5 separate regions of the Mus musculus genome follow, and regions 1, 2, 4 and 5 are each linked to region 3. A link is a loop called in an ENCODE intact Hi-C map of the cell type or tissue named here. Cell type or tissue: heart. All regions are shown on one strand.

Region 1 (5,000 bases), 160 kb before region 3:
CCACTGATTTTTAAGCTTCAGGCAGCCGCTCGCCCCAGCGCCCACCCGCAGGCTCTGGGCCAGGGCTTGCAATTCAGACGCTGCAGGCAAAACCTCTAGCCCAAACCCAGACTCAAATCCCTCCCGACATTGACCTTCCCCCACACCCAAACAAGTCCTCGCCAGCCGTCAGCGCATCTTCAAGGCCTCCAGCACCCGGCTCTACTGGGAGTAACGACGAACGCAAATGCAGAGTTAAAATTTGGCAGTTACCCTGGAGGTGGTGGAGCACGCCTTTAATCCCTTAGGGGCAGGCAGAAGATCTCTTGGGTTCGAGGCCAGCCTGGTCTACCTAGGGAAACTATTCTTGAAAAACAAACAAAACAACAAATTTTGATAATGAAGTTTCAAATGCCTGTATGGTGTTTAGACTTTCCTAATTACTTTCGTGTTTGAACACCTTGGTAGAATAACTAAACTCTTCAACTCCCTTTACCTATAGAAAATTTACATATAACCAGACTATAGAGAATTTACATAAAAACCAAACTAGTTCACTTCCCTCGGAGCTTCCTGGCCTAGTAATGGGCGTGGGGCCCCGTAATGGGCGTGGGGCCCCGTCTCCCCGCCCACCTGAGGGTCCTACTCAACACCTTAAGTTTCTTTTAAGGGAGGTATATTCCTCCGAAGTCCTCAATCACAAACCGTTTATAGGAAGAAGAGGCCCCATCCCCTGCCGGTCTACACGGAGATCTTGGCTGCTAACTTCCCACAGACTCTCCAGGACGGGGGCCTCTCTCATTTGGCATATCTTTCTTTTTAATCTACTGTTTTCATTTTGTGAAATTAGCCTTTGGGTGTTTCGAGAATGGCTTTATGAACTAAAGCCATCTGCTAATATTGTGTTTCTTGTCTTTTCCTCCAACGTTTTTACGAGCCGTCGAAGATGGGGTACTTCTCATCCAGGTATGAGCTAACCTTGACTTTTTGGTTGCTGGAGATAGCCACTTCGGAAAATCACGTTCTATGACGCTCTGATTTTTGTCTTGCTTGAACCTTGTCAGTAACATTGCTGCTTTTCCTGAAGAACCTGGAACTTTATAGTTAGATACTGCTTTGCCATCGGCTTCTTAAAATGTCAATTTTTTATATTGCCTTTGTGTGTGTGTGTGTGTGTGTGTGTGTGTGTGCGCGCGCGCGCGCGGGCACTCGCTCGCATATACTCGAGTGGAGGTTAGACGATGACTCACTGGAGTCCGATCGATCATTTGGGTTCTGGGCATCCGACTCAGGTTGTAAAGCACCCTCTGGGCTCGTCCCATCAGTCATGTCGGTGACTGCCAGAGAAATAATGCTTTCCTTCTCTTGCATACATAATATTAATCTTACAGCCTAATCAAGACTGCCTCTACACGTTAATGGGAGAGATAAATTCAATACTTAGAAACATTAGGAATAACAAACCAATTGAACTTGGAACCATTTCAAGTGACAGGACAAGTTTTTTTTCCCCGTGGAGCCGGGCGTCGGACCAGCGCTTGCGTGTGGTTGGCAAGTCTTCTCCAACCCATACAGCCATTTAAGAATTTATATATGCAAAAAAAGAATTTATATATGCAAACAATGCACCGTGGAAAAATATGCCGCTTATGCAGAATAGAATGTTTTAGCTTTTTAATTTTATAACTTTAAAATTGTGTGTGTAAGGGTGGGGCCTAAGGAATATTCATGATGAAATATTGGATGCTGGGGACTTGTTTTAAACAGTTAATTCAAAACACAGCCCTTGTTCCGAAGAGTAAGAGTTTATTCCGAGCGTGGCCGTGGCTTGGGAACAAGGATTCATATTGCCCTAAATGAACATGGAAGAGCTTATATGAGCTCCTTGGTAGTCACAGAACAAAAGAAAGTATAAATGTGACTTGTAGACGTTAACTGTGTACGTGTAAATGATGCAAACATTAGCTGTATCAGTGAAGACATCGGGTAGGGCTCCAGCCTCAGTTTTTTCTGGAGCTGTGATCTGCTTACACTGCTTCATCCCCGAGGTCTTTATGTGACTGTCAAAAGGATACTAAGTCATAGAGAGAGAGAGAGAGAGAGAGAGAGAGGTTCATGATAAACAGCCGCCACTGGGTCGTTAAACATAGCCCCAGGACACTTAGGGCTGCTAGTGCGCAGCCTTCCAACTCTACAATCACACAGTCACTCTACATGTGGTTATTTTTAAAGATTTATTTATTATGTATACAGCGTTCTGCCTGCATTTGTGCATGCGGCCCAGAAGAGGGCACCAGATCTCATTTTAGATGGATATGAGCCACCAGGAAGAATTGAACTCTGGGCCTCTGGAATAGCAGAGGGTGCTCTAACCTCTGAGCCATCTCTCCAGCAGCTCCAACATGTGGCTTTTTAAGAGAGGGAACTTCTGTCCGGTTTTGTTACTGGAGACAGCGCGGTGGCGCTGTTCACGGTCTCCTTCGTGGCCTGTGCCCTTGCGCTGAACGCTTGGTTTTGCTAACTGATGTCCAATCTTCTTCTCCCAGTGTGGTTTTGCTTGTGGCCATTTCCAGTGCGTTTGAATTTGGACCCGTTGCTGGTGAGTTTTCTTTTGTTTGGGGTTCAGGCGTTTTGTTTTGTTTTTTCCCCCTGGGGAGGAAGGAGGCTTCCAGACAGGGTTTCTCTGTGTAGCCCTGGTTGCCTTGGAACTCACTTTGTAGACCAGGGTGTCCTTGGACTCAGATTCACTTAAAGGCGCAAGCCACCCCTGTATGGTTGGGTTTCAGGTTTTTGAAACTGGATGTCACCAAGTCCAGGCTGTCCCCCCACCCCTCCACATATGGGCATGTGTGCACTTTTTTTTTAAAGATTTACTTATTTTATTATATGTAAGTACATTGTAGCTGTCTTCAGACACTCCAGAAGAGGGCGTCAGATTTCGTTACAGATGGTGTGAGCCACCATATGGTTGCTGGGATTTGAACTCAGGACCTTCGGAAGAGCCGTCAGTGCTCTTAACCACTGAGCCATCTCACCAGCCTGCATGTGTGCACTTTAAGGACCTTGTACCCCAGCCTGCCTAGGAACTCACAACACAGTCAAGGTTGAGCTTGAACTCCTGATTCTTCTGCCTCCCAAGTTCACTACCAAATCTAGCTGAGGTTTTGATTTTTATTTTATTTTATTTTTTTGACCAACAACTTTTGTTGCCATTGTTGTTCATGTGATTTAACCCAGGCTCTGCACCTATTGGACATACTTCCAGATTACCCTCCATCCTACCCCCCCCCCCCAACCCCCCTCTGCACTGGGGCTAAACCTTATGCTTACTTAGCACACTACCATTGAGCTACATCCCCAGCACTCAGTGTTTGGGGACAGGGCTGCTCAGTGTCGCCTCTCACTGGATCCTCCCTCCTCCTCCTGAGTGTGGAGACCTTTGGCAAGCACCACCCTACTTGGTGGTGGATGGTGGGGAGGAGGTGTTTTTCTTATGAACACCAACAATATTTTGTGGCCTAAAATATGCAATACAGGGAGAGACCTTGCCATCAGAGATAACAGCATTTGGGACCAGAAAGAACCTGCCGTACGCGATCGGTCTTTCCAGTTTGTGCCTTCCGTGGGGATACAGAACAGTAAGACTTTTTGCCTTAATCCATCTCTGTCATGGCTCTTGGCACATCTCTGAAGTAACCCTTTAGCACTTACCCCAAGAGACATGATGAGTGAGTTAGCAGCTGGGTGGGTTGTACTAGCTTGTCATAAAAGTGAGTGAGGCATGTTCATGTATGTCTCTCTGTGTGTATGTGTGTGTGTGTGTGTGTGTGTGTGTGAGAGAGAGAGAGAGAGAGAGAGAGAGAGAGAGAGAGAGGGAGAGAGAGAGAGAGGGAGAGGGAATGTCCCTGATAGTCTCTGATACTCAGTTTCTCTCCTGATGCCACTTCATGCTGGGACCAGCTATCAGACCATCAGACTAGGTGACCAATCTGGTCCAACCATGAAAGTTATTTCCCTGAAAGGTAGGCTCGTGTGCTATAGGTCTTTCCGAGTACTCTGGGGAGTGAATGCCAGAGTGCTGCATGAACCGTTGCTTATGGGCTTTTCAATCCTCCACCTGCCCCATGACTTCTCTTACATTTCAGGTAAGTCGCTTAATAAAACTTGCTGTCTGAATGGAGGGACTTGCATCCTGGGGTCCTTCTGTGCCTGCCCTCCTTCCTTCTATGGACGCAACTGTGAACATGATGTTCGCAAAGAGTAAGTGCTGTTGAGAGGGAACAGGATGGGGGATGGGCAGGGAAGGAGGGAGAGGAATTTCTGACAGTGGGGGTTGTCACTTCTTTCCCAGGCACTGTGGGTCTATCCTCCATGGCACCTGGCTGCCCAAGAAGTGTTCCCTGTGCAGATGCTGGCACGGCCAGCTCCACTGTCTTCCTCAGACCTTTCTACCTGGCTGTGGTAAGTAATTGTCCCTCTTTCTTTAATCCTGTCAGGTCCTTCAGATGCCCAAGGGACCCCCTTTCTCCTCCTGCTCTGCCAGAGCCTTCTTGACCTGACAGGACCTGCCAGCCAGCCAGCCAGCCAGACCTCTGCCTATAAAATAGCATAAGGGCAGCAGGGCCATACAGCCTAGCAGTCCTTGGTGGGTGCTCTCAGATGCTGGGTCCTTAGGGAATGCTCCCTTAGCTAACCCTGGGAAAGGATTCCTTAGATCCGTCATGGTGATCCAGAGTCATTGGTGGGTGATACCTTAAGTAGATGAGGTCCCAACGTGTGGGATCCGTGGGGGTGCTCCCTCAGGCACAGGTCATTCCGATGTGGGGTTCTTAGTGGGCATGTCCCAGATACAAGGCCATTGGAATGTTCCTAAAGCACTGGCTAGGAGAGGAATGACCCCTTGGGTATGGAGCTGTTTGGTGTGCAATCTCTGATACAATGGATCTTTAGGAGGCGTGGGGTCCTGACTGAAGGACACTCCCTCAGCCCCTACTGTCCCGTCACCTACAGAGTTCCCACAC
Region 2 (5,000 bases), 170 kb before region 3:
CATGAAAGCCAGAAAGCCTTTTAGGATGAATGAGGTCCCTCCACACTTCCCAAGTCTCCAGGCTATAGGGGAGAATATCAGAACATCTGCATACAGGGATATAGTTCAGCTCAGCTTGTGAATCAGACATCTGAGCTGAACAGACCACACAAGGAGCCACAAGAGGAAAGACGCCAGCCAGGTAGACAGTGTGGAGAACTGGCAAGGGCTGGGGCGGGGCTGGTGTTGGGAGTGAACAGGGACACAACCATAAGTGTTGGTTTAGTTGACAAACTTTCCGTGCCTCCGCCCCCAACAATCAGAACAAATTATGATTATGTCAGAATCGCTTTACAAAAGCATTGGCTCCCCGGAGCCAGAGGGCATGACTGGAAAAATGTGTCCCCTGGCACCAGAGCTCTGGTCTCCACTCAGAGTCATATGCCAGGGGACAGGAGGGGAACACTCAGGTCACCCAGTCCTCTGCCTCATCAAATGACACATTGGTCTGTCAAGGGCTTAGGGGGCTGGAGGTGTGGAGTGGGTACCTCAGAGCATCATGGGAAAGATCTGGAGGAGTGAGGAGAAAGCCCGACATGTCTCCCCTATGATGCCAAGCCATTTTGACACTCCCTTTGTGGGATTCAGAGAGAGGCAAGAGCAAAGGAAAGAAAGGGAATGGAGTAGAGTTAAAAGAAAAGAGGGAAAGAGACAGCAGGTGCCAGGGAACGTGTGACTGCTCAGAGGAAGGGCTGGTTCCCCGTGACTATCAGGCAGGAATGAAGATTTCCTAAGGAGGGAGATACTTGTGCCTCGTACCTTTGACTCTCAGACTATGAGACAGTTGACCCTCTCCCTAAAACTGAAATTTCTCTGAATAATGTCGTACTGGGAGAAATAAAGGGCTGAAATCTAGCCCCAGCTAAAGGAGGAGCCTGTATCTCTAAAGATATCACACAGTCCTCACAACTAGTCAAATCATGTTGCAACAGAGATTGGAGCCCAGACAATGACAATGGGTAGGATCACATGACCAGGGCAGTTTAGCTGTCTATACCATCTTACCATCCATTTAAACCTCAAGGACTTGGGGGCAGAGTCCTTTGGAGCCTCTTGATCTATTTCCTATATAGCCACTCAGAATACATCTCCTACCTCTGTACTGTACTGGTGTCTGTTTACCTGACCTATCAAGGACAGCTGCTGAGCCCACCTTGAGGCAGCTGGGACCCAGGTTCTGTCCCTAACAACTCTGATAATATCCCACCTGCCTCCCTGTAACTTCCAAAAGTTCCATCTAGGTGTGTCCTGTGTGGGAAGATGCCCTGCCATCTATTCGTCTTGCTCCAAGAGCATGGCTGTGGCCAATAGAAACTAAACAGGATAGGGGTTAGGGGAGTGGGGGGTTGGTGTACTCCATATCAGAAAGGCCAACAGTGAGGTAGCCAGAGGCTAAAATTTAAGATCAGAATAGCCACCACTACACTTCAGATGAATTATAAACTGAACCACATTTTAGGCTGTCAGATCTGTTTCCCTTGGGATGTTTGATTATTGTTATGGTAATTTATTAAGCTAGAAGCTCCTCAGAAGAGACAGAGGGCACAGAAAGGATTAAGAGGACAGGGGTTGAGTCAGATGGCCCAGGCTGGAATCCTGCCTCCTGGTTTACTGGCCACAAGCCTCTAAGGACAGAGTGGCTGGATTCTCATGTGGGCAAAATACAACCGTAGCACCCAGCTCCCTTGCTTAGTGAGAGAGCACCCTGTGATCTTTGGGTTAAACACTGCTTAAATGGGACCTGTCACATAGTAAAGCTTGGAGAGGGAGGGCCAATTATTTAAAGAAATTAAGACAGACCATTGGCCATCAATTAAATGTAAGATCTAAACAAAAGGTGAGAGTTGGGGTGTGGCTCAGTTGGTAGAGTTCTTACCTGGCATTCAGGAAACCCTAGGTTCCTTCCCCACCCTGGGCTACCTGAGATCCTGTCTCAAAACAAGCGACCAAACTGACACACCAGAGGGCCGTGGCATTAAGAGGCTTTTCCCTATTCGACTCGGTTAGCGGGTTCTACACCTCAGGCCGTGTCCAGCCAACAAGCCATCGCACCTGGGCTGTTTACGGAGCTGGACAATTCTCCTTTGGATCTCCAATCACTTTGCCACCCTGTCCCAACCACACCAGGGGGCGCACGAAGCTTTATGAAAGGAAAGACCTCTTCTCCAACCCTCCCTCCTTGTTGTCAAGTATATTTTCCAAGGACCAGAAGAGGACACAAACAAAGTTGATTTATCGCCCCTTGGACAGCACGGTAGAGATCATTCTTGGGCACGGGGGGCAGGGAGACGGGCAAGAAGGGGGAGGGGTCCTCTCGAAGGAATCAAAGGATTCCGGAGGACCTTGTCCCTCCAACAGAGTGAGGGCGCCTGCGCGCCCCACGTGTTTTCCTGTCTCCCCACTCAATTGTGGGTCAAAGCCTGGTCCTCTCCATGTGCTTTGATGATGGCTGGCTAGATCTCACCGTAAGCGCACAACGCGGGCGCAGCGACCAGTTCTCTAAGCAGCCTAGACGCCCCCACTCAGCTTCTGCGCAGTCGCAGACAGACGCTCCCACCTGCTAGCTCCCACCGCTCCGCCGCTGGGGCGGAGACCACCCTCCCTCCACTCACCTTCCCTGTGAGAGTGGGCGCTGACAGTACCCGGTTGTGGCCGCCACTCTGTAATCCGTTTTCGATGCTGTTTACGCCCGCAGAACAACACCCCCAGCGGAAGGGCTACCGTGCCTGTGCGCTAACAGGCTATATTTGTAAGCGGATAATATGATCTGGAGGACATGTGCTGATAAACTATCTATCTATTCTATGTGACTCAGCCTAGCAGGAGACAAAACAGATCTGGTCGGGGAGGGCTTGGCAACCGGGCACAGCAAGATTATTAAGTGAGCTGGGCATGCAGGATCCCCTGCGCGCTTCCACAGAAGGCTGGCTCTTCGCAGCAAGGAAAGCCTGGGAGAACAGAGAAAAACAGAGCCGCCGAGGGAAAAGCATTCTGAGGTCTCAGGACTAGGAGCCAAGCAAGAGACAGGATTAGAAAGGCCCTAGGAAGGGATCAAGGATATGTAAAAAAAAAAAAAAAAAAAAAAAAAAACAAAAACATTTTCTGCAATGTTTGGAGCGATACACTGAAAGTCTAGATTTCATCCCCACATGGTTTTTGTCTGTTTGCTTGCTTGTTCGCTGTATCCTTAAATGCAATAGTTTAGTCTTTAGAGAGTTTGCTACCTGTGGAAATAGTCTTGCTGATTGATGGCAGACACAGGAATGACATCCAATAAATAATGGAACTCCAATCTGCTCTCAGGCAAGGGCTCCTCACACACCTTGGTTTGAACCTGGAGTCCTGGAGCAGACCCATTATACTTGAACTTGGAAGGCAGAGAGTCAGGAGATCAAGGTTACTCTCATCCACAAATGGTTCAAGGTCAACCTAGACCAATTAACGCCCTGTCTCACATCTCCACCCCACTCCCCTCAAATAATAAGCAAGGTGACCCACACATGTAATCCCAGCATTTCAGAGGTGGTGCAAGAAGATCAGAAATTTAGGCTCAGCTACATACTAAGTTCAAGGCCAGTCTGGGCTACTTGAGACACAGTCTCAAAATTCAAACAAAAGTCCCATGAAAGCTGAGTGTGTGGTCTCACACCCTTTACTCTTAGCACTGCCTGATGTGCAGGATGCCCTGGATTCAATCCCTAACATTGCAACAATAATACTATTTTGAGAATACACTTACACTAAAAATAATAATTTGTCATTAATCTGAAATTTACATCATACTGAGTAGCCTATGTTTCATCTGCCAAACTTTACACCAAGCTGCCAGGTTCTGGCTCAACTACAGAGCCTGATAGCTATATCTTTAATAAGCTTTACCGGATGCCAACAGTGCTGGCTCATGACCACGTGGTAAGAAGCAGGAATTAGCATAGTCTGGCACAGAGGTAGCCAGGACAGCTCCTCACTGACACAACCCGACCAAGCACCTCAGGTCCTAACTCCAGGGCAGGGTCCTAGGGTCGGTGTTTCCACATGTTTTGAGACTGCCTTTGATGCTCAGTCGAAGGTATTTTAAAATACAAAATGTGTTCACGTTTATGTAAGGAATTGGTGCTGCACTAAACTCACTTGTACAGATTGCCACATCACTGGGTGGCATATCCAAAAAGACCTTCCATGTGGAGGGAGGGCAAGCAGGGCACACCTGTGATCCTAGCTCTCAGGTGGTAATGGCAGAAGAGTCAGAGGTTCAAGGCTATCCTAAATGCTATATAAGACCCTGTCAACACACGCGCGCGCGCGCGCGCGCACACACACACACACACACACACACACACACACACACACACACACACATTTTGCAGTTTCCAAGCTTCCAGGATGTACCAGGTAGGCCTGTGCCCTGTGGTATTCACTTCCCCAAGTGTCCTCAAAACCACAAACTGCTCAAAATATACACTGATAACACAGCTTCCGCATGACGAGCTGGAATCCAAGAGAGTAATACCTTTTAAGGCAATGTTTCTCAACCTGTGGGTCGTAACCCCCAAAGGGATAGTGCAATCCTTTCACAGGGATCATCTAAGACCATTCGAAAACACAGATATTTGTGTTACAATTCATAACTGTAGCAAAATTACAGATATGAGGTAGCAACAAAATAACTGTATGGCTGGGGGTCACCACAGCATGAGGGTTGTAGCATTAGGAAGGTTGAGAACTACTGTGTTTAGCATCCGGCTCGGCTCACAGTCTCTGATGAAACATCATCCACACACAGAAGTTCTACGTCTCTGCGAGGATACACCCACCCTTACCTACCTCCCTTCCAAAGGGGTTCCACCCACAAGCACATCCAGATAACCCTGCTCTACTCAGGTCATCCGAGACTGCGGCTCTTACTGGAACATGAGTCACATGAACGCCCAGCAAAGCTTTCTTCCAGGAAAATCCCTGAT
Region 3 (5,000 bases):
ACAATGGAGGGGGAAAAAAGAAACCCTATCCTCTCCAAAATATTTTTCTGATTATATTTAAAATATCTGAGCTGTGGTGTTGTGTTGTGTTGTGCTGTGTTTGGCCTCCAGGACTGCTAAGAAAAAGAATGAAATTTTTCAAAGGGGATAACATCGAAGTGTTCTCTACCATTCAATTAATTACAAATGTTCTATTAAATCATTTCAGCTAAGTGGCAGTCGGGTCAGGTCCATTCTAATGTAGCCTCTAATGTGAGTCCTTCCTCTGGCACCCTCAAAATCTGTGTTCCTTGAGGGGCTCATCCCAATACTAGGGAGGCTGAGGCAGGTGGACCTTAAGGCTAGTCTGGGTTACAGAAGGAGACCCTGTCTTTACATAGCCAGGCTTGATGGCACAGGCTCACATCTCATTGATCAGGGGCTGGAGGCAGAACAGTTATGGTGAGTTCAGGGCCCAGACTGGTCTCCATAGCAAGATTCCATACCCCCCAAAATATCAAAAGGAGTGAAACGGTGTCCAAGCGCACCCTTTCCCTCCCGATTCCCCTAGCCCCTCTAATTCTCCCTGTAGTCCTTCACACAATCTGATATATGTGTCTATCTCATATATAATTTGTGTATATGTATGTGTGCGTGCATGTAGTGCCCTCAGAGGCCAGGACTCTGGAGTTGGCATTACAGGAGGTGGTGAGCCACCCAATTTGGGTGCTGTGAACCAAATTCATGTCCTCCGGAAGAGCAACAACCACCTCTCCAGAAGGACTATAAATTCTTAAACTCCTGTGTAGACTAGCTGCCCTTTGACCATAAGTCCCCTACCCACCCATAAACTATGTAGTGCGTGTTGTCTCGTCTGCTTTGCTCATTGCTGTAGTCCCAACACCTGCTGCCCTGCACACCCTGTCTCTTTGCTCCTTCTCTGGCCCAGCGTTCCATTCGTTCCTCACCTCACTGGCCGGGTGTCCCGTTCTGGCTCTCACTCACTTTGTCCACCCTCTCGGGAGAGGCTTCTGGATCCGCTCCCTTATTCCTCACAGCGTTTCACAGTCCCCCTGGATCTCTATCTAGTATACCTTGGTCCTGACGGGGACCCTTCATCTAAACTAACAATTCTTCCCAGCCCTCCTCTCCCTGCTCTCCGTCTTGCCTAAGTGCCCCTCCTCCAGAAAGCCTGCCCTCCCTTCTCCCTAGCCTTTAGGGTCCCACAGTATCTTATGCTGATCTTTCATTGCTTAAGCACTTGGTCATTTGGGTCACCCTGTTGCCGTTACCTGTTAACAGGCAGATGACAATCTCGACCCAAGTCCCTCCTCTCTCCCTCATCCTGCTCATGCTCCTAGGCCTGTCTCTGGTCCCCTCTTGCTGCCTGCTTGAATATTCTGGAGGTCCACTCTCTCCACGTTTGGTCCCTCTAATCCCCACAAGTCCCATCCTGCTGCAGAGGGAGTGGTTGGCGAGAGGATAAAGCAATTTGCCAGGATCACACATAAAGCGGGATTTGAACGCGGAGCCCAGACGGAGGAACAGGGGCTCCTGGCTCAGGTTACACACAGACACAAACAAGATTTTTGGATGAGCGGGCAGCAGGGCCCAGATGAGTAGCCAGAGCTCCGCCTCCTGGCCAAGGTCTCTGAAAAGCCAGGCGTCAGGAGCTCACCCGGGAGCCGGCTCCCAACCCCTGGCATGCAGCCAGCCGTCATCCCCATGAGGTCAGCCAGGGCCGGCGATTTCGGGGAAATACCAGCTGCTTATTAAAAACAGGCGGTGGTCAGGCCCCCGCTGCTTTCCCAGTAGAAACCCGGGTGTTTGTGCCAAGAGGAGCAAGAGCGGCCAGGGCAGGACCGGGACCGCCAGGCGCGGGGAGAGCTGCAGGATCCGATCGGACGGCCTGTGAACATGAGGGGTCGGTCACCCGCACCCAGAGACTCAGCCGGGCAGCTAAGGGTCGTGACCCGGAGCGGATGGAACTAAGGCAGCCAGGCGACCGGCCTAGATGAAAAGCGGAGATGCCACCCGGCCCTCGGTGCGGATTGCATGGCCACAGCCGGCCAGGAGCACGATGCCCTGCAGGGGGCGCCAGAGGCCCGCGCTCGCCGCATCTGGAGCTGGTTAGGGCTGCGCTGCTTGGCGGGCGGCGGCGTGAGCTCATCCCGGCCGGCCCCGCCTGCGGTTTCCCAGCCGCTGCAAAGCGGACTCCACACAGAAGCGCCGAGAGCCCAGGGAGCTCGGCGCTGCAGCGGCTGCCCCGGGCTGTGGGTGTTGAGCGGGAGAAACTGCAGTGTTGTGTCCCTAGCGCTCGCCCCGTTACACTGAGAGCCTTGAGAGCCAGTTACCAGCAAGTGTCGCTGCTGTCCACCGTGAGTCATTGGGGTGTGAAACTGGGATGTGTCTCACCGAGGAAGCAACGCGCGCGTGATATGATAAGCTGCACCCCTCCCCAGAAGCACTTTCTCCTGGTTTTATTGGAAAAAGCAGCCAGGAGCATAGAAAAGATAGATTATCTAATTCAATTACCAGCCTTAAGCCTGTGCCCCTGAATGAATGGCAAAAGGTCCAGGTCAGTCGAGGTGTCCCACAATGCCTACCTAGGACCTACCTCCATATTCAGTCAGGACTCATACATAATCTTATTCACCGCTTCTTCTGGCCTTCCTGTAACCCCCCAAAATTCTGCGTTTCAGAATATGACGCTAGGATCGTGGAAATGACGCACCTGCAATTGGATTCTCTCACACAAAAGGGAAACACTCCCGTTCTAGGGGTCTGAGTTGGAGACGCCAACAGGCAGAGTACAAAATGGTAATCGCCTGAGGTCCCTAACCCTGCCGGGGGACCAGGAACCACTAAATTGAAAGTTGCTGAGCCTTGTACCTTAAGGGGGTCTGGGCTGCTTGCAGAGGGTCCTGGAGGTTGCTGCTCAGCACATGAAGGTTGTCAGGCTCCAGGAATCTCATGACCAGAAGTCATGACAGAGGGATGAGAGCGAGGGGTTGGGCTGGTGCCTGTGAGCATCCAGGGCTCTCCTCACCCCGCAACTGACCATCACCGTCCTCACTGGCCCCAGCTTCTCCATGTGCACTAGCAACACTGGTCCATCAGGTCCCCACATGTGACACTCACGGGCCACCCTGCTCTGACTCACCATGGGCTACACAGACTATAAAGGAGTGACCAGCCACAGTGCACATAGGGGTCTCGAGTACGTAAGACGCTGGTACAAGTTGGATGAGGGATTTTTAAAAAAAAAAAACAAAAAACAAAAAAAAAATCAGGAATGGCTATGGTTTGCATAACCAGAACTTCCAAATTACTTAGCAAAACAAGTTTGCTTTTTAATTAACATGTGTTTTAAAAAATGGTTTTAATTAAAGTGGATGTAGGAGAGAGGAGATGATGGAGAGAATATCCTAGCAGTTCCAAGTCTCTGCCCAGACATTTTAAAAAATAATGTGGAGCCAGGTGGTGGTGGCGCACACCTTTAATCCCAGCACTTGGGAGGCAGAAGCAGGCAGATTTCTGAGTTCAAGGCCAGCATGGTCTACAGAGTGAGTTCCAAGACAGCCAAGGATACACAGTGAGACTCTATCTTTTAAAATGATAACAATAATAAAAATAAAATAAAAGATAAATTAAAACTTGGAGCCCCAGTTGGAGCTGGGGGCGGGGGACAGGGGGGCTGTGAAGAGAGAATCCTGGAGAACCCCAGAACAGCATTGTCCTCTCTACTCTTCTTACAAGAATTTACCCTTTTTACAGCTTAGCTCTGCCCCTAGCAACTGGGATTTGGGGGGCCCAGTGACAGGCCTTTCAAAATGCAGACCTGGGAAGGGGGTCAGAAAAAAGATATGAAATCAGAAGCAAGACTGGAGACCTGAGAGTGAACACCCTGTTGCAGGAACCTGAAGTTTCCTAGAGAGTTAGGAGTGCCATGAAAAAGTCACGTCACGTGCAGCCAAGCCTAGTAGAATGGGAAGGCAGAGATGAGTCTGAGAACAGCTGATATGCAAACCCAGGACGTGGGGGGATGGGGGGAAGACACTGAGGCAGAAGACATGCAAACTGAGGCTAGGGATCACAACGTGGGTAGGAGGGATATGTGAAGAACTGTCCAGAAGAAAGGACTCTGTGGAGACTGGAGGCTGGAATGGGGGGGGGGGGGTGCTCTGGGTCACCTCAGGAGAGGTGGAGCTGTAGGATCAGTCCAGTAGGGGTCAGCGTTGGCTCCCATACAGATGAGGCATCCAGTTGGAGCTCAATGTAGGTTGCTGGATGAACATGGAAGAGTTAGGCCCTCTCTGGCCTTTTGAGGGTCTGTACAGCATAAAGTCACAGCTCAGGGTCAGATGTTAGCATGGGGTCAAAACAACACCCAACTCCATAAGTGCAGACCAAGGGAAATGAAGAGGAAGCCTTGTCAAGACAAGGCGGTCCCAGGGGGTCTGCTCAGATGGCCCAGAACCCCAGCTTTCTGCATCTCCACCCTGTTTCTCATTAGGCGCCTTCTTGCCTCCTCCAGCTCACACCCCTACATGAAACGTGCCTCCCTGTGCTTAATTCATTACACCCAGCCTGGTGGGAGGCCCAGTGGGGCGGGTTATTTTTTTCCCCTGAGCTCAGACATTCCTTGCTTTATTATTCTGCACATTTCAAAGCAGCTGTCGCCTCCCCTAACTACCTCCAACCCAAAGCTCAGCGTCTAAAAGGGGTCCCTCAAAAGTTCCCAGTGTTTCCAGTCTAGTCCACCTGGTCAACTGGGGCCCAGCGATGGGACCTTCTGCCAAAGGGTGCGTGTGAGCTTACCCATTGCTGCGGGTCCAGTCACCAGGCTATCTTATAACCTGTCCCCTTGTTTACCCTTCTTTGGTCTACAGAGAACCTCAGTAACACCTCCATAAGCCTTTGTCTCCCCCTCCTGGTGTACGTGCTAGGACATCAGGGTTCCTGCCCTGCCCTGGGCCCTACTAAACCATGCTCCGACAGAGTCAGTTGTACTGCCCAGG
Region 4 (5,000 bases), 300 kb before region 3:
AACATATTAAAGAGGTGACCCAGAGTGCAGAATAACTGTTAATCCTGGGATTCTCAACTCCACAATTGTCGAAATTAAAGCAAGCTGTATTTGAATGCATTCTAGGCTGGCCAGCTGGCTGTCTCCCTAAATGAGGGGGGGGGGAGCAGCCGCCCCTAGCTTCTTGAAGTTCTTTTTATAGGGGAGATAAGGTGTTCACAGGGGGTGAGAGGGTTGCCAATTATTCATTGTTAAATGGATACAATGAAAGAGGAAGAACAAAGGCAAGGATATGTATCAAGTGAATGGGGTTACAAGCAGTTACAAAGGCATAGATACACATCAGTGAGTGGGGGTGACAAGCAGGCTGCATCTGACCAGGAACTTACTCTTGATTGCAAATAGAGACCTTAATTATCAGGGACTTCACACAGGACACTCCGACTTATCTCTTAGCTAGATTTTAGCACCAAGCAAACTGTTTCAATTATAAACAGAACTCTCATCCTGCAAGGTAGTTTCTGTGTTGGTCTTCTTCCAACCTGTGAGGTAATTTGTTCCAGCCTTGGTTTCCCTTAACAAAAGAGAAAACTGAAACAGAAACATCAGAATGAAGATGAAAACAGAAACATCTATTTGGGTGTCTGGGGAGATAGCTCGGTCAGTGAAGTGCTTGCCTTATAAACTTGAATTTGATTCCCCCACACCCACATAAAAAAGCCAGAAGTGAGGTTAAGAAGACAGCTGGCACTCGATGCTCTTGCAGTGGACCTGGGTACACTTCTCCGTACCCACACAGCAGCTTGTAATCACCTGTAACTCCAGTTCCAGGGGATCCAATGCCTTCTCAGGCACTGCAGGAATGTAGGCCATACACATACAAGCAAGGAAAACAAATACATACAGATAGATGTAGATGTAGATGTAGATGTAGATGTAGATGTAGATGTAGATGTAGATGTAGATGTAGATGTAGATGTAGATATAGATATAGATATAGATATAGATAGGAGTGATGGTGTATTTTTATATTCCCAGAACCTGAGTAGAGATAGGATGATTCCTAGGACTGGGTGGACAGCTACTAGCCTACTTGCTGAGCTCCAGGTTAACAAGAAACCCCATTTCAATGAGGGCGGTACAGCTTCCTGAGGAACAACGCCTGAAGTGTTCATACACATTTGCATACATGTGCCCCCATATGGGTACCCCCACAAACATATACATACACAAAGTAACTAATTCTGGACCCACTAAGATGGAACTGTAATTTGCTTACTTACTGACTTGAGATGTTTTTCAAGCTCATTGAAGAAGTTAAGCTGGCAGCTGTCATGTGGATCAGATGAGTCAGGTCAATTAAAAAAAAAACAAAAAAACAAAACCCACAACCCATCGCTGTTTGGTTTCTCCAGCAACAAGCTGATGATGTAATGTCTGCGCCTGCCTGCGCCTGCCTTTCTAGTACTCGTGGCTGATGTGAGTTGATGGGAAGAGTGAGTGTATCGACTCTACTTCAAGTCCAGAAGGCTCCTTTCCAGATGCCAGAATCTTCCCTGCCGTCTTTTGCTGCATTAAAAAAAAAAATGGTGAGTTGCAATTTTCCATAAAGTTTGTATTCACATCGTCACAGATTCTTTTTCGGTGCCTTACTCAGCAGGAAGCAAGCCCTTATCATGCTCATTTCTTTTTTATGAACAGGATCTAACAACCGTGGGCTCAGCAAGTGGAGCTGAAAACCATTTTTATAACATTCGTGAAGTACAAGTGATGGGCACTCTCCGTAACTTCTCTGAGTTTGTTGGGTGCAAAGAGACATGGCCACTGCACACCTTCTGCGGGGATGAAAGGACTGGAGGCAAATCAAGTTTGCAGTTGCACAGCATTTCTCGAGCATTCTCAGGCAGAGTAAATGAGGAATGATTAAAAACCGCCCCCCTCTTCCAACTGCTATCTCTTAGGGCCCAGCCTTGAATCAGCCATTCTGAAATCTCTATGCTAATAAGTTTCTCTAAGTGATTTCCTGAGAATTTACCTGTTGTGTGTCACTATTCCTTCGGAGGCATGAACAAGTGTCTACTCACCCCAGATAGGGAACTAAAAAACAGAGTTACGGGCATCATTGAAGTCTAACCTGGTGAGTGAGCTTTCTTGAGATCACTTACAGGAAAGGAATGTGGGTGAAGGGTCACTCACAGGAGCAAAACTGACTGAAAGACAGCTGCATCACCAAAGTCCACCCAGCATGGGTGTCAGCTCACCATGTCAGCTCACCGAAGCTGGGAACCTGCAACTCACTGCACAGCCCGCAGGCAGCTCAGCAGGTTGGAGAATGTCTTTTCCCAGTAGCTCAGGTGATCTGAGCCTCTTCAGGAAGCTGGGCTGATCTCTGCCTTAGAACTCAGGTTTTCAGGATTGCAAAGTCAGCTGACAAAAACTCTTATCTGCTTAGCCATCCCGCAGTCCTAAAGCAATACACGTTTCATTTTAAAGAAAAAAAAATTTTAAAGGTTTATTTATGGTATGTGAGTACACTGTCATTATCTTCAGACACACCAGAAAAGGGCATCAGATCCCATTACCATCAGATGGTGGGAATTGAACTCAGGACCTCTGGAAGATCAGTCAGTGTTCTTAGCTGCTGAGCCATCTCTCCAGCTCCCCAAAATTTTTTAAATTCACTTTACATCTTAATTGAAGCCCCCCATCCAGTCCCACCCTCCCCCATTCTCCTTTTCCTCTCCTCTCCTCTCCTCTCCTCTCCTCTCCTCTCCTCTCCTCAGAAAAGAGCTTCCCCCTCCATGGGTACCAACCTCCCTCAGTAATAGACTTTACAGTTTTATTTGTGTCTTATTATACCTTGGAACAATTTTGTTGCAAATTTTATAAAATCTCTCATTTTGTTTCTGATAATAAAACATATAAACACACTTCTGGAAAAGCTTTTGTTATGCCCTGAACTCTTCAGATATATGGATTAAAATAGTTTCCATTTCTCGGTTCACGTTGCCCAGACTCAATCCAATGTCTGAGTTTGGTGGGATAGTGTTTGTCTCCCCCACCCCCCCCCGTCTCTTTTCTCTCTCTCTCTGTCTCTCTTATTATATACTAGCGTGTGAGATGATATATATGTATTTGTATATATGCATGCACTATCTTCCTCTTTTACCTCTCTTTTTTTTTTTTTTTTTTTTTTTTAGTATTTAACCATTTGTGTAGGTGAACATGCGGAGGTCAGAAGACAACATCTGGGAATTTGTTCTCTCCATTTATTGTGTGGGTACCAGGGATCAAACTTAGGACACCCTTACCTGCTGAACCATCTGGCTGGCCTCAATTTCATTCTTTTACAAGGTTCATTTTACTTTAAGTGTGTGTGTGCCTGTGTGTGCCTGTATGTGCGTGCGTGTGTGTGTGTGTGTGTGTGTGTGTGTGTGCGTGCATGTGCGTGTGTGTGTGTAACCCATGGAAGCCAGAAAACAGCACTAAGTCCCCTGGAGCTGGAGATACAGGCAACTGTGACTTCATTGGATGTGAGTGCTGTGAGCTGAACTCTGGCCCTTAGGAAGAGCAGCAGGCCCTGTTAACAACAACGGAGCCCTCTCTCCAGCCCCTGCCCCTCCAACCTTAGTTTTTGAGAAAGTGCCTTTCCCTGAATCTGGGTCTCACTTATTTGGTTTGACAGAGCCAGCCAGCAGGCCCCCCAGTGCTGGAACTACTGCTATGCCCAGCTTCTCACATGGGTTCTGGGACCCCAAACTCAGGTCCTCATGTTTGAACAGTGAACACTTTCCTGTCTGATCCATCTTCCTAGACCCATGGGCTGCTGTTTTAAAGCAGAGCATCTGAAGAGTTCATGCTATTATTACCATGCCATAAACTTAGACTCAAACACAAGTCAAGTGGTGCAACCAGATTAAATTTTTGCTACCAAGGACATGGAAAAATAAAATAAGGGAAGTGAAGTATTTCCAGTAAAAATGATGATCTGTCAACAGATACTCTGTTGACAAGATGAAAATTTGTATATGTCACACAAGTAAGACTTCACTTGAATTTTGAAGAAGGAGGATGTAGAGGAGGGAAAAGAAGTGGAAGGGGGAAGAGGAAGAAGGAAGGAGGAGAAGGAGGGGAAGGGGGAAGAGGAGGAAGAAGGGAAGGGGGAGGAGGAGAAGAAGGGAGAAGATGGAGGAGGAAGAGGAGAGGAGAAGGAGGAAGAGGAGAGGAGGAGGAGGAAGGAGGAAGAAGGAGGAGGAAGGAGGGGGAGGGGGGAGGAGGAGGAAGGAGGGGGAGGATGATGAAGGAGGGGGAAGAGGAGGGCAAGGAGGAGGAGGAGAAAGAAGGAGGAGGAGGAGAAGGAGAAGGAGGAGGAGGAGGAAGAGGAGGAAGAGGAGGAGGAGGAGGAGGAGGAGAAGAAGAAGAAGAAGAAGAAGAAGAAGAAGAAGAAGAAGAAGAAGAAGAAGAAGAAACCTAAGAACAAAACTGCCATCTTTAGACTAAGGTCCACTCTTCTTTCTGGTTACTCTGCCATGCACTATGGCTGTTTGCTAGCTCCCTTCAACTGTCTCTCAGTATGAAAAGACCTCTGTGGTGGTTTGATGAGAAAGGCCCCCCATAGGCTCATATATTTGAATGTTTGGTACCCAGTTGGTGAACTATTTAGAAGGATTAGGAGGTGTGGCCTTCTTGGAAGATGTATGTCACTGGGATAGACTGAGGTTTCAAAAGCCACACCAGGTCCAGCCTCATGCTCTCGCTCTCTTGCTCTCTCTCTGCCTCCATCTTGCTAACAAAATATATAAGCTCTGCTGCTCCATTGCCATGCGTGCCTGTGTGCTGACATGTGTGTCATGACGGTCAGACTCACCCTCAGAAGCTATAAGCAAACCTCCAATTAAACGCTTCTGCCTGAGTCATGGCAGTCTTGAGTCTTGAGTCTTCACAGCAACAGAACAGGGACTCCGACAACCTCCTCCTGAAGAAATGTCAGTAAATGATCATGGTGTTTATTTCCACTCTTT
Region 5 (5,000 bases), 290 kb before region 3:
AGGATGCAGCAGAGTTGGGAACAGGTGGAGGTCTGTAGGAATCCAGTCCAGCTGGGAGTGGGGTAGAGGGGGCTACTTCTCCTAGGATCTTAGTGTCACGGTTCTCTTAGGTGAAGGCCTTCTCCAATGATCCTCAATGAAATAGTTCTCTGAGACAATCTTAGCTTGTATACACACCTCCATCCGGCGAGGGCTTGTATATACTTTATTCAGGATGAACTAAAGGTTATGTAGTTTGGGGGAAGCGGGTGAGAATAACCAGGGTGGTCAAAGATCATAAGGTATTGAGATGCCTCATTAACACAGGGAGGCGCTCCAGGAATCTCAGGCTGAGATGTTCCTCAGGTAGCGAGGAGGAAACCCCAGTGACACAGGGGAGTTTGCCATTGTGCATCAAGCTCAGGGCTTTCCAGTAACGTCAGACTTCGACCTTAGCAGCAGGGTTTCATGACAGCAGGGGGCTGGACCTCAAGGAGCGGGAAGAGAAGACTATTGTCTCCCTGTGAATGTTCACTTATGCAGGCAAAGAACGTCTCCTACAGAGGTGGTCTCAACACTCAGTACAAAATGTCACTCACAGCTACCAGTCAGCCTCATTCCCCAGCCGCCCAGCGTCTGCCTGATGGACTTGTGAGCAGAGAGGCCCATAATGGCTGCATTACAGAGGCTGTGTAGAAGCTTACCAACTCGGACTCCCCAAGACCAAGGCAGGAAGTCAGGAGCGTCCAATGCCAAGTGGGTAATATGTCCATTCCTCTGAGAACAGTTCTCTGAGAGACCAGTCAGCCACCAGGTGGCAGGTTGATTCCACTGTCTGCCTTCTACCATAAATGTGGATTTATTTTCTCCACCTCTGCTTTTCCTGTTCCTAGGCTCTTGGGACAACATAATCACCCCGGTGGAATGCCCCGAGTGTGTGTCTGTTGAGTGAGTTTATTACTCGTTGCAAAGGAAGTGTAGTTGGCAAGAAGTTGAGGGCAATACGTTTTATGTGGCTTATCGGAGTCAGATTTGAGACGAAGAGCGTAACAAAAAAAAAAAAAAAAATGGAAATGAAATGGTGTGGGGACATGCTTGAAAAAAATTAATGCAGAGTATGCAGGTGACCTAGCTCAAGTGCTTCTTAAGGTGTACACACACTCTTAAGATAATTCATTAGCTCACAAATCCACTAATGGCAGAATAACTTTTTTTTTTTTTTAAGCCTAGGACAGCCTTGAACTTGCTGTGTAGCCCGGGCTGGCCTCAAACTCCAAAATTTTCACCCTCAGACTCACAAGTGCTAGTGTTACAGATGCATCCCATGGTGCCTGGCTTCAGTGAATCCATTCTGGAGAGTGAAGACCTAGTCAGCTCTTAAAGGAACCTCCTTACCCTACCTCTGTGTAGCTCATAAGGAGCCTCACAGTTCAGCAGGAGGCTTGGAGACGATAAATGATAATCCCCACCGTAGCGAAACCCAGACCTCAGTTTCCCAGTTGGTGCTACTAAATGGTTACGATGCCCAGCGGTGTGCTGGTTGTGGTTTCACAGCCACGTCAGGACAATCCCTCGCGTCCTTCCTTTCCAACGTGGGCCCCGCAGATTGGCTCCCAAAGAGAAGGGTGGCGAGAAGAAGTGCCGTTCTGCCATCAACGAGGCAGTGACCCGAGAATACACCATCAACATTCACAAGCGCATCCATGGAGTGGGCTTCCGGAAGCATGCTACTCCGGCACTCGAAGAAATTCGGAAGTTTGCCATGAAGGAAATGGGGACTCCAGATGTGCGCATTGACACCAGGCTCAATAAAGCCATCTGGGCCAAGGAAATAGGAATGTTCCATATCACATCTGAGTACGTTTGTCCAGAAAACGTAACGAGGATTAAGATTCACCAAACAAGCTCTGCACATTGGTAACTTATGTGCCTGTTACCGCGTTCAAAAATCTACAGACGGTCAATGTGGATGAGAACTAACCTGCTCATGTCAAATAAAGTTGCAGAACTGCAAAAAATAAAAATAAAAAATTAAAAAAAATTAAAACGCAGCCATATCAGTTTGTGCGGAGGATGAAGAATCCCAGCTCGTTACAGTTGCCAGTCTCTGATGTATAAATATTCCCACGATGGCTGATTTCAGGCTACCCAGGAACTCCCTGATCACTGAAGTTAGAAAAGGTGTCTCTTGTCATCTCTTTGCAGAAGCTGGTGCATCCACAGCCAGCCTGTTCCTCGTTCCCCAGTCTGGAGGGAAGTGGAGGACTTCCTGTGTTTCTGGCAAGTGTAACCTGCTGGCTGAGCTGAGCAAACCCAATACCATGTGCGGGAGGGCTAGAGTTGGGGGCAGGGGGAGGAAAATGAACCCTAGGGCTGGAGAGATGGAGCATTGATTAAGAGCACCTGTGACCCTTCAGAGAATCTGGGTGGGGTTCTTCTGTTCCTAGCATGCACACAGAGGCTCACAACTCTGTGACTCCAATACCAGGGGCAAGATGCCCTCTTCTGGCCTCTACGGGTACTGCGTGCATCTGGTGCACTATGTACAGACAGGCAAAAAACATCTGTACACATAAAAATCAAGGTAAACAAATGTTTTCTTAGAACCAATAGGTTTTATGAACCAGCTCTGGCTCGTATCAGATGGATTTCTTTGCTTTCACCAGCCTCAGTCTCCGTCTGTGTGTCTTTGAAGAGTATGCCCTCTTGTAGTGTTCTGAAACACAGCCTTGTGTGGTACCCCTCTTCCGGCCACATGATTCCTTCATGGGGGGGGGGGGTCCCCTCCGCAATGTATTCAGAAGCTACACTTTTTAAATTGCTGTATTTTATTTATCTTTTTAGCTTGGAATGGAAAGCTTATGATTGCATCATGGCTTTGCAGAGTAGACCTGGACTCTCACTTTCAGAGATCCTAATGGCATCCTTTTCAGACGTGACCATCCTTCATCTGTGTGGGAGCATTGCACAAGGGGAAATGCTGAAAGGTAAGGCATCACGAAGCTATGGTCCACACTGGTTTAAGCAGTCCAGGCAAGCGTGCTGGGGATATTGACCCTTTTTCTTAAATGACCCTTTACAAGGGACATTGAGACCTGGAGGCTCTGGGCTGGTTACCCAATTAAGCTAAATGAACAACAGAATCTAAGAACAATAAGCCTCTCAGACCTTAGGTTGCAAATTCAGGACATCTGGCCTTGTGACCATTTGATGGCTGAGCTGTGAGACAGCTACTGTGGAATTGGATCAATGTCACAGATGTTCTCTCTGGCTTTCTTTTGGCCTTTCTTCTTCTTCTTCTTCTTCTTCTTCTTCTTCTTCTTCTTCTTCTTCTTCTTCTTCTCCTTCTCCTTCTCCTTCTCCTTCTCCTTCTCCCTCTCCCTCTCCCTCTCCCTCTCCCTCTCCCTCTCCCTCTCCCTCTCCCTCTCCCTCTCCCTCTCCCTCTCCCTCTCCCTCTCCCTCCCCCTCCCCCTCTCCTCTTCCTCCTCCTCCTCCTGCTCCTTCCTCTCCCCACCCCCCCATCTCTGTACCAGGTCTAAGAGCATGCACTAAAACCAGGAAGGTGTTAAAGGAACCCAGGCCCCAGTGTGTTGGGAACAGCACGTGGATACAGAATGATACACGATTTGTGCTTTGTGTGCTGTTCTGAGTCAGTGGGAGCAGAAAAGCCATTTCTCCCTGAGACTCCTGACAAAGATTAACTCAAAAGTTCCTTACTCCTTTTCGTTAATGTATTTGCTGTGTTGCCCAAAGGAGAGAGGGGATGATGGCCTTTGTTCAGCAATTTCTTCTATGCCTTAGATTAGACTCTTAGATTTGGGCTCAGGGTTCAAGCCCCATGCTGGGCTGCAGATGATGCCTGTGCCCTGAACCGCCTGATGCCAGACCCTACTTGTCCTTGGGGGTTGGAGATGAGGTGGCATGGAATCAATGGCACAGACACCAGGAGCAGGTGAGAACGCTGCAGCAAGCTCATATGAATGCTGTGGAAAGCTTGTTTAATAATTCATGGGGGTGGAGGGTTAGCCCTTCATACTCTCCACCCACATCCCATTGGTCCCATATCTTCCAAGCAGCAGTTCCCAATTGGTTGGCATTGTCTGCATCAGCAATCTTTGGTCTCTCGGGCAGTCTTCAACTAAGTCCTGCAGGAGTTGCTTTTGGAGCTTCACAGCCCCCCCTCCCCCCACTTATGCAGAGGCGGCCACCCCCACAGTTTAGCAGAAACCAAAGTTCTTTTAAATAAATCAAGCTCACTCTTGTGCCAATGACATCTAGGTTTAGCCTTTCTTCTTCTATGCAGTATTGTTAGGGATTTGCTTTCAAAATTATCCATTCAGGAAAGACATATTGAAAAGCAACTATGTCTGCGTTTGACAGTAACAAGTCACAAGTTCCTGTGTGTGTATGCAAGCACACACACACACACACACACACACACACACAAACACACACACACACACAGTGCTGAGCTTACCAAATCAGCTTTTTTTTATAGCTCAGACTAGCTCTGCCAAAACATAACGACACTTCAGCCTTTAGGGAACAGATCTGTCTCACAGAGAACTCGAACCCAAGAATGGTTCTTCTGACATCTCATGGTATTATCAACACAAACAAAACTCTGACTCATACAACCCACTCCTTGTTCTTTGCTTCAGAAACAGAGGATCCCCTTTATCCTCGCAAGCATGTTCAATTGAACCCACAGTTTCTAACATAGCAGTTCTCCACGAGGAGATGATAATGGCCCAGTGGGACATCCAGTCATATCTGGGGATATTTTGGTTGTCACGGGGGGTGGGGGGGGGTGGCAACTTGTAGGTGAAGGCCAGAGATACAATTCAACACTCTGTAGTGTACATAGAAATCTCTGGAGCTTCCAGTCACTCTAACAAAATACCTCAGCAAAACAACTTACGGGAGGAAACATCTCAGTTGATGGTTTCAGAAGCCAGGATGAGGAGGTCAATCAGGGTGGCTTACACAACGGTAGCCAGAGAGCAGAGAGAGAAAGCATC

The links. Peaks named below come from ENCODE experiments on the same cell type or tissue, not always from the same donor. Only the 100,000 strongest peaks of a DNase experiment are listed, where the experiment ranks them.
Region 1: a loop joins it to region 3, with 2.3 times the contacts of the local background. A loop is called at or near these places in 4 of 42 quality-filtered maps.
Region 2: it touches region 3 in a loop (2.4-fold over the local background); 4 of 42 quality-filtered maps call a loop at or near these places.
Region 4: a loop joins it to region 3, with 2.5 times the contacts of the local background. A loop is called at or near these places in 2 of 42 quality-filtered maps.
Region 5: a loop joins it to region 3, with 2.3 times the contacts of the local background. A loop is called at or near these places in 2 of 42 quality-filtered maps.

Annotation. Positions count from the first base shown.
Region 1 is chr9:110,941,769-110,946,768 of GRCm38, reverse strand. Tdgf1 (teratocarcinoma-derived growth factor 1) reads left to right here and starts at 611. Exons shown (of 6, transcript NM_011562.2): 1 at 611-945; 2 at 2,526-2,578; 3 at 3,516-3,617; 4 at 4,125-4,239; 5 at 4,331-4,440. The coding sequence starts at 926. In heart, a CTCF peak has its summit at 2,263 (motif pointing right); no DNase peak of the experiment used is centred here; H3K4me3 peaks cover 627 bases; H3K27ac peaks cover 306 bases; H3K27me3 peaks cover 1,147 bases.
Region 2 is chr9:110,951,540-110,956,539 of GRCm38, reverse strand. Lrrc2 (leucine rich repeat containing 2) reads right to left here and starts at 4,995. Exons shown (of 9, transcript NM_028838.2): 1 at 4,864-4,995. In heart, a CTCF peak has its summit at 2,171 (motif pointing right); DNase peaks (open chromatin) are centred at 339, 2,169, 2,809 and 3,939; H3K4me3 peaks cover 1,218 bases; H3K27ac peaks cover 1,442 bases; H3K27me3 peaks cover 780 bases.
Region 3 is chr9:110,778,667-110,783,666 of GRCm38, reverse strand. No RefSeq gene overlaps it. Among named protein-coding and RNA genes, the nearest start is that of Prss42, 17 kb to the left of the region's middle. In heart, CTCF peaks have their summits at 2,095 (motif pointing right) and 4,216 (motif pointing right); DNase peaks (open chromatin) are centred at 1,726 and 2,096; H3K4me3 peaks cover 1,694 bases; H3K27ac peaks cover 929 bases.
Region 4 is chr9:111,082,724-111,087,723 of GRCm38, reverse strand. No RefSeq gene overlaps it. Among named protein-coding and RNA genes, the nearest start is that of Gm26409, 9.8 kb to the right of the region's middle. In heart, no CTCF peak of the experiment used is centred here; no DNase peak of the experiment used is centred here.
Region 5 is chr9:111,068,140-111,073,139 of GRCm38, reverse strand. It overlaps the pseudogene Rp31-ps19. Among named protein-coding and RNA genes, the nearest start is that of Gm26409, 4.8 kb to the left of the region's middle. In heart, CTCF peaks have their summits at 588, 789 (motif pointing right) and 2,487 (motif pointing left); a DNase peak (open chromatin) is centred at 2,419.